Linked DNA regions of Homo sapiens: region 2 is linked to region 1. Evidence: read pairs that join two places in POLR2A ChIA-PET (ENCODE). Cell type or tissue: Panc1. All regions are shown on one strand. Links, peaks and the distances in the headings refer to the core of each region. The heading gives the core; the rest is flanking DNA. Region 1 overlaps STXBP5-AS1 (STXBP5 antisense RNA 1). Region 2 overlaps STXBP5 (syntaxin binding protein 5).

Region 1 (4,401 bases), core at 141-4,140:
GTGTTGTTTTAAGTCATCCAATTTCTGGTACTTTGTTATGGGAGCCCTAGGAATGTAATACAGTGACGATTAGATAACATTTTAAACTGCATTGGAAAGTGTGATTTTTTTTTTTTTTTTTTTTTTTTTTTTTTAGATGGAGTCTCGCTCTGTCGCCCAGGCTGGAGTGCAGTGGCACAATCTCGGCTCACTGCAAGCTCTGCCTCCCGGGTTCACGCCATTCTCCTGCCTCAGCCTCCCGAGTAGCTGGGACTACAGGCGCCCGCCACCACGCCCGGCTAATCTTTTGTATTTTTAGTAGAGACGGGATTTCACCGTGTTAGCCAGGGTGGTCTCGATCTCCTGACCTCGTGATCCACCCGCCTCGGCCTCCCAAAGTGCTGGGATTACAGGCGTGAGCCATCACACCCAGCCTGGAAAGTGTGACTGTTTAAAAATCACTGTGTGCCAGGCTTGGTGGCTCACACCTGTAATCCTAGCACTTTGGGAGGCTGAAGCAGGCGGATCACTGCCTCTTCAGTAATGCCTGTTCTTCTACCTCTGGCTTGCTCTTGAATTCTGTCCTGGGCAAAGCCAAGAACTCAGCAGGCTAAGCTGCACTTTGGGGCTTGCCTGCCCTGCATCAATTGTATCATTACACAAAAACATTCCTGCTCCTCATTCATTATTGGAAATACAGTACCCTAAACAGTTAAAGTTTAACATTGAGTAAATCAGTTTCCAGCAGCTAAAAACAAAATATCCTCACCTAAATTGTTTCAAATATAGAATGGATAATATTTAATTTAGAAATTATGCATGGCAACTATAAAGTTTAGTTATGACTTTACGTTAATGCCTTGCTCAGTAAGTGCACAATTGAGAACTGCATACTTCTCTTTGTTGTAAAGGTAGGCCGAAAGTTTTTGGAGTGGATTGTCACTGAAGATCCCACCTCTAACTTTCTCCATGTTTTATATCAGACTTGGCTTGATTGAGAGATTAGCTTCCTGTGCTAGAAACACTACTCAACTTTAAATCATAAGACGTGGATCTGAGCCCTGGCTCTGCTACTCCTAAGCTGTGTAAAACTGGACAGCCCACTTAAGCATGATTAAAAGAGAAAGAAAATGTATATAAGTATCTGAGGTCAGTGCCTGGTACACAGGTGGCATTTAATAAGGATGGGCAAGACATGTAGTTAGATCTACAGTGTAACAATTAGGAGTGAAGGGCTGTGGAGGGAAACAGAACAAGGTTCAAATTCTGATTCTGCCACTTTCTGGTTTAACAGTTGAACGAATTGCTTGGACTCTCTAAGCTTCAGGTTTCTCCTCTGTGGAAAGGAGGAAATAATTCCCACAACCTACAGTTCTCTGCAAATATTAAAAACCATAATCCATAAGAATAATTTAGCATAGTGCTGGCACACTGTACATTCTTAATATTTTTCTGGTTATTATTAATGTTATTTAATGTTTCAGAATAGATGCTTTAACCATTCCAAGTTTTTGGATGTTTTAAATACAAAGATATTGAAATAAAATATTTTTTGGGCTACTTTTTTTAAAATTAAATTCAGAGTAATTCTAAATTATTGTAAGCTAAAACCTGAACTTTAAAACGATAATAATGGTATTAGCAAAAATAAAATGTAAGAAAAGACAATTTTATCACCAGGATTTAATACATAGAAGATGCATTCAACTCATATGCTTTCTCTCAAAGTGTGTTTTATTGGAATACCAAGATAGGTAAAGCACACTCTAATTTATATATATATAAATTATTTTATATTAATATATATATATTCATTTTATCACTTCTGAGGCATTGGGAAATGACCTTCTCCCAGATTATCCCCTGTTCCCTTGTACTCAATAGTCAACCATTAGAGATTTAATCCTTTTACTTAAAAATATATTCCCTGGAAAGAAAACAACAGGCTATCAGATGTGAACATCTAAGTGGAAATGAGGTTATCAGAAGCATTCCAAAAGAGAGCATGGATGCATAAATATTCCAGAAACAGAAATAGCAACTTACGAAAGGGAAAAGAAAGGTGAACAGATGCTGTGAAGATAAACTTCACTTTTTTCCCAGCTAAAACTGTCTCCAAACATTGGCAGAGAAGACCAGGAACTTTTTATAGATAACAACTGCTTTTTCTTTTTTAAATCATATGTGTTCTTGCATTTCTGTAATCACGAGAAACAAATTTAATTTAAAGATGCCAAAGGCTTTAGCCTCCTTTTTTCTTTTATATTGTGTCGGTAATCCAGATATTTCTGATATTTACATTAAAAGAACATGATACTGCTAATAGAAAACTGCCCTATCAAAATGTTTTTATAGTATCTGCTCTGGAGCTATAATTTTACTAAGGGTGACACAATAAAATGACAAACTTTTTAAAAATCACCTATTTTTAGTCTTTTCTTACATATAAAAATACACGTTAGATTGGCAGTTCTGACTTTTGGCAACCAAAAGCACAGCTTCAGAAAAGTATAATTATAAAATCACTCTAAAACTATTTTGTCATGTAGTATGTCAGGTAAATAATGGTTGCTTTAGTGAGAAAGAGAAAAAGAATGAGAGACTATTCGTAATTAAATGAGTCTAAGAGAGAAATGACAACTAAAGGCAATAAGTGATCTTGGACTGAAACTAGAGGTATAAAGGACACTTTAAAAATGGTTGCTTTAATGTGAAAATTATTTTAGTAACTGGTTATGCAAATTTAGGCATTTGTTCAAGTGAAGGTTAAGACTGTGAGAGGGAACGGCTAACACCCCCTGAGAATATTGTTTTTTATTCTCAACAAAGAACAAAGGAGGCATATGTTTCTTTTCTTTTGAGTAATCTAAAACAATTTACTTGTTTTTGGTTTTTTTTTTTTTTTTTTTTTTTGAGATGGAGTCTCACTCTGTTGTCCAGGCTGGATTATGCAGTGGTGCAATCTCAGCTCACTTCAACCTCCACCTCCTGGGTTCAAGTGATTCTCCTGCCTCAGCCTCCAGAGTAGCTGGGACTACAGGCATCTGCCACCACCCCTGGCTAATGTTTCCATTTTCAGTAGAGACAGGGTTTTTTCATGTTAGCCAGGCTGGTCTCAAACTCCCAACCTCAAGTCATTCACCCGCCTTGGCCTCCCAAAGTGCTGGGATTATAGGTGAGAGCCACCTTACCTGGCAACCTCTTTATTTTAAAAGTACTTTTAAAATTTCAAAAGTAAAATGTATTTGTTTTTTAAAAATTCCAGTACACAAAAGTATAAAATAAGAGTGTCCTCACCTTAGCTCCTCTCTCTCAATTGTTTGTCTAGTATTCTTTGCACCTGTGCAGACATTTTATATATAAGGAGGCAACGCAGAGAGAAAGAAATGTTCTTCAAACTTTATGGTCAAGGTTATCAAATACTGACACTGGGGTTTTATAACAGCTAAAGATGGGTCTTTGCAGATGAGACAGTCTTCATAATTGGGGTCTTTTCACCATTTCACATAGAGTTTAACTGAACTGTTTGTATTACGATGAAATCTTTAGCTATTCAAATATGAATCATGGATATTTATAACCCAGTGTTGTCCAATTTAACATTTCATGGTTCTAGCTGCTGAAGCCAGAAAAGAGCATCAGAAGGCAAACCTTTAAATGTCTTCGAAGTTCATTTTAAGTACTGCCCTCAAATTCTGCGTAGGTTTCTAAAGCTTGCTCATTTTCTAAGAGTCTACTACATCTAATGGATGGCAAGAAGTCCAATGAGCCTCTGGATCTGGGTGAGATGAAGAGCCACCTCCTCTCTGTCTGCGGAGAGGGAAGCACTCTGAGAATAGACACTCCTGCAATTTGGCACATTGTTTTCAGCCCTAACTGAAACTAGGAAATGCAGGGAAGTGTGATCATGAAAATAACAGGATCAGAGGAGTGTAGAAATTAGCTGGCTTTTTTCCCCTACAAAATTCATAAAAACAGACTATCTTAAGTGTGGGGTATGATTTCTGGGTTTTATGTAAGAAGAGATGTCTTACAGCTGAAACCATGAAACCAACAAGAGAATATCTTTCACCTCCCTGTGACTCAAGGCACATTGCAAGAATGCTGCGTAGAAGTACATCCAACAAAACTGACCCAAAAGCACAAATGCAGGAGTGGGGCTGGAGATGGTGATTCTTTCTAATTAAAGTCCTGGCTCATGTAGTTGTGGGTATTCTGTGAGACTACATACGAGTATTTAGTGCAATGCCTGCTTTGTGGAAGTGCTCAATACACAGTCATTGGCAGAGTGGTTGTTAAGACTTCATTCTAACTTTCAGAGCATCCTCATGACACTTCATTCATGGAGAGCAGTGTTTCTTTGTTAACAAAAATCCACATAAATCATGGGCAGTTGGGGAAATTTTTCCTTACCATCAGAAA
Region 2 (4,401 bases), core at 121-4,120, 100 kb after region 1:
GTTTTGTTTTGGTTTTTTTTGGCTGGTCCTTGGTGATTTCCAGAATTTTGTTACTGAATTTATATTTAAGGTCATTAGTAGCTGTTTGGCATTGTCCATTTATTTTCTGTCAGTGTTTCTCAAAGTGGTAGCTTTTTGGGCAGAATAATTCTGTGGGTTTGTCCAGCACATTGCAGGATATTTAATATCCCCGTCTCCCACCTACTAAATGCCCATGTTGCCTCCCCTGTCAGTGTGGCAACCCAGACCCTCCAACACACTTCCAGGTGCCCCTGGTTGAGAACCACTGCATTTAGCCCAAGTTCTTCACCAGTTAAATAAGAATAATAACCCTACCTAGCTTGTGAGGTTATTGTCACGATTAAATCTAATAAAATGTGTGTGTGTAGCTTTTACGATCATGAAGGGATATTGTGGTGGATACATGATTATTACATTATTATTATAATACATGATTATTATTAATATGAGAGTTTTTCTGTGGCTTTAATTTTCAGGTCCTTCATTTCTCTCAGCGAATACTGAGTGGCAACTGTGTAGGAAGGACTTCATTTCATTTATTTTTGTAGCTAATACAAACTTTGAGGAAAAGATACTGAAAAGCACTGTTCTTTTCTTTGAGTTTGTTTTTAAAATGGTTGTGTTCAGCCTGGCACAGAGGCTCACGCCTGTAATCCCAGCACTTTGGGAGGCCAAGGCAGGCGGTCATGAGGTCAGGAGTTTGAGAACAGCCTGACCAACGTGGTGGAACCCCATCTCTACTAAAAACACAAAAATTAGCCTGGCGTGGTGGTGCACGCCTGTAATCCCAGCTACTCAGAGGCTGAGGCAGGAGAATCGCTTGAACCCGGGAGGCAGAGGTTGCAGTGAGCCAAGATTGTGCCACTGCATTCCAGCCTGGGCAACAGAGCAAGACTCTGTCTCAAAAAAAAAAAAAAAAAAGGTTGTGTTCTTCTCAACCACAAGTTTTCAAAATTGCTACTTAGATGTAATAATAATGTATGTGAAAGTTTCTCACATATGGTAAATGCTAAATTGATTAATGACTTTCTGTACTGTACTTACAAGATAGCATTAGAATATTTTGACTTGCTACTTAATTTTATTATATAAAACATAATTATACCATGGAAAAAAAATGGAAATGATTTTCATTTGAAATAATTAAAAGTAAAATAATTAGTTTAGAATTTAGCCAGTGTGTTTTGTTTGTTTGTTTATTTTGAGTCGGGGTCTTACTCTGTTACCCTGGCATGCAGTGGCAGGATTATAGCTCACTTCAGCCTCCACCTTCTAGGCTCAAGCAATCCTCCTACCTTGGCCTACCAAGTATTTGCGACCACAAGTGTGTGCCACCACTATTTTGTTTTATTTTTGGCGGAGACAGAGTTTCACCATATTGTCCAGGCTGGTCTTGAACTCCTGAGTTCAACCTCCCAAAACGCTGAGATTACAGGCATGAGCCACCACGCCAGATTTTATCCATTCTTCTCCCTCCCCATCATTTTTGTTCATAGCTACTTTCCTCCTCCTCCATCCTTTTTTGTTCATGGAAGAGTTCCGGTCATTTGGAATTGTAGTTGTGCAGGAGAAACAAGGAGCTTGAAATACTCAGCTCATATCTCAACTGTTAGCTCCTTTAGCTCCTCATTCAAGAGGACATTGCATAAAAGGAAGAATAAGTGCTGTATCAGCTGTAAGTTGTGATTCTTAGCATGGACTACCGCAGCAGGAGGAATAGGCACATTTATTTCAGAACAACCAGAAATGGAATCTGCTTGGAAACAGTTTATTTCGCAGTGGATTTCTTGTGGAAGGAAACAAATGTGATAGAAACCATGGAATTGAAAAGAATATGTTAACTATTGGAGATTCAAGTCCGTGCTTTGTAAGCCTTTCTGCTTTAAGTAAGATGAGTTTTTATCTCTGTTGGATATTCTTTGTTTTCTGTTTGGTTTTCAGTATGATTCATTTGAAATTACAACCTAACTTTGCCATCCTAAAGGAAAAAGTAAAGGCATTTTGGAAGAATTGCCTTATTATTAGGAGATTCTTGTTCCAATAATCTTCAGACTTACCTTGTATAAGTCAACTAAAATCTCTGTGCTTCAGTTTCCTTTCTTGTAAAATGAGGAAATTGGGATGTGTTATTTCCAAGAATCCTTCCAACTTTTGGACCTTAGAATTTCTTTTTCTGTGGGGGGATTTAGGAATTCTTTGGACTGTGTTCCTGTAGAGGGATCTTCTGGTTGATTGCTCTGAGTTCCTGTTAAAGAGAATGAAGTGTTAGACTCCATACCATTGCGGCTCCCTCAGCTTTGTGTCCATTGACTACATTCATAATCCAAGTCAGTAGAAGCACAAGTGTAAACCTTTGTTTACAGAAGGGACCAGGAAAGAGCATGTGAATGAACTAACACAAATGTCTTTCCTTGAAACAGTAGCTCACATTGAATACTAAGATGGTGGTTTGTAGCATTTTCTGTGTATAACAGATAAGGTCTCATTATGAAATAGGAAACCAGGACTTTTTTTTAATACCATTAACAAAATTCACCTTCTTCCTTGGTTGTTAAATGTCAGGATGTAAAATTAAAATAAATTAACTTAAACAAGAATATTGAGTTCCTAATCACATGATCTTAATAATCTTTAGAGATTTATTAATAGAGACTGTCTCTCTTGAATTGCTAGTATGTAATTTGAGTACTAAATTTGGTAATTGTATAGTGTAATAACTTGGAGTAATAATTGCTGGGCATGTACATGTAAGTAACTGGACTATAGGTTTGAGTATCACTAAAGATAAGCTTAATTGTTGGATCAATTTGGCTTTACCTTTATGCACTGGAAGAGGCAATTATTTACAAGAAGAATTTTTTCTTTCTTTTTTTTTTTTGAGATAGGGTTTCTTTCTGGAATACAGTGGCACAATCACAGCTCGCTGCAGCCTAGACCTCCCGGGCTCAAACGATCTTCCTGCCTCAGCTTGCCAAGTAGTTGGGACCACAGATGTGAGCCACCTCACCTGGCTCACATAATTTTATATATGTGTGTGTGTGTGTGTGTGTGTGTGTGTGTGTGTGTGTGTGTGCGCGCGCATATATATATTTTTTCTTTTTCTTTTATTTTTTTCTTTCTTGCAAAGATGGGGTCATACTATGTTGCTGAGGCTGGTCCCCTGGGCTCAAGCTGGGATTAAAGATTATGAGCTACTGTTCCCAGCTACAAGAAGAAAATTAATAATTAGGATATCAGTAGTGTAGCAGTAATAATTAGTAATAATCAGAATGTGTATTTGTTTTCGATGTTTAAATGAAAGTTTCCTGACCTGATTTGCTATATTAGCATCTTCAGAAGGTATACTTGGTATTTTGGGATGGCAGATAAGGAAATAGTTTTTTTGGTTTGACCTAAACAGATGTTTATCTGTTTAAGAGTATAACAGATTGATATAAAGAAAAGGGCATTTCACTATTAATACCTTTTAGATTTGAATTTGAATTAAGATAGATTTTAAACATAATATAGTTCTACAGAAGTTCTTGGGAAGCAAAACAAAGTGATTACTGACATGATTTTTATGAAATAAACCAAGAGTTCATAAAACTATAATAATAAAAAACTGCCAAAAGGTACTTGATACATTTCTCTTCCCTTAGTCATATGCAGCACACATTATTCTAAGGAGAAGTTATGGTGCTTTCTAATTTAGTTACTTAGACTTCCTGTAGAGACATTCAGGTTTCTATACAATACAATTATTTTGCACTTTAATTTGAACGCATTTCTGATGTTTATTAGCAGTAATAAAAATAAGGACTTTTTCATGATCTTCTGTATATCTGTATTATCATTCTTAATATTTCTGAATAAGTATATTGCCATCATCTACTTTCAGATTTAGCAATTCTAGTTGGTTGGTTTAATCTCTTATTTTCCTCATATTTACTTTTAAATAAATTTTGGACACCAGCTCTGTTTACCATGTAACTTATCTTTTTTCTTTTGGCCATGAGTGGAAGGTAAGCTGAGGTGAAGGAGGTAGGGGTAAGAATTGTTGACATAGTTTACTGCTTACTAGTGAGTGTTCCTCAATGGCCATGTGTTTAGTGAGTCCTTAAGTCTAGAATAAACTTTTCTCTGTTTAAATAATTCTTATGTTTAAAACCCAATGTCTTTGTGATATATGTTTTGGTTTGATTCCATCCCAACTTCCATCCTATTTAGCCATCTTTTTCTTAGTTGAGCCTTTAAAATTTTGATTTCCGCATTGCCATTTCTTTATAAGTAATATGTGACATTAAATGTCTAAAAATAGACCTTTTGGAAATTGTAGCTGTAATATGGAATGGCATTTTCTTTTAAAATAAACTACGAAGAATGTTACAGGGTATGAAA

The links. Peaks named below come from ENCODE experiments on the same cell type or tissue, not always from the same donor. Only the 100,000 strongest peaks of a DNase experiment are listed, where the experiment ranks them.
Region 2: POLR2A ChIA-PET joins it to region 1 with 7 read pairs; 9 of 35 experiments call an interaction of 5 or more read pairs at or near these places.

What each region holds. Positions count from the first base shown.
Region 1 is chr6:147,110,685-147,115,085 of GRCh38, forward strand. All of the region lies in intron 4 of STXBP5-AS1 (STXBP5 antisense RNA 1), which reads right to left. Among named protein-coding and RNA genes, the nearest start is that of LUADT1, 46 kb to the right of the region's middle. In Panc1, for the core only: no CTCF peak of the experiment used is centred there; no DNase peak of the experiment used is centred there; H3K27ac peaks cover 1,834 bases.
Region 2 is chr6:147,210,385-147,214,785 of GRCh38, forward strand. The region is part of intron 2 of STXBP5 (syntaxin binding protein 5); the gene reads left to right. Among named protein-coding and RNA genes, the nearest start is that of STXBP5-AS1, 8.0 kb to the left of the region's middle. In Panc1, for the core only: no CTCF peak of the experiment used is centred there; no DNase peak of the experiment used is centred there; H3K27ac peaks cover 954 bases.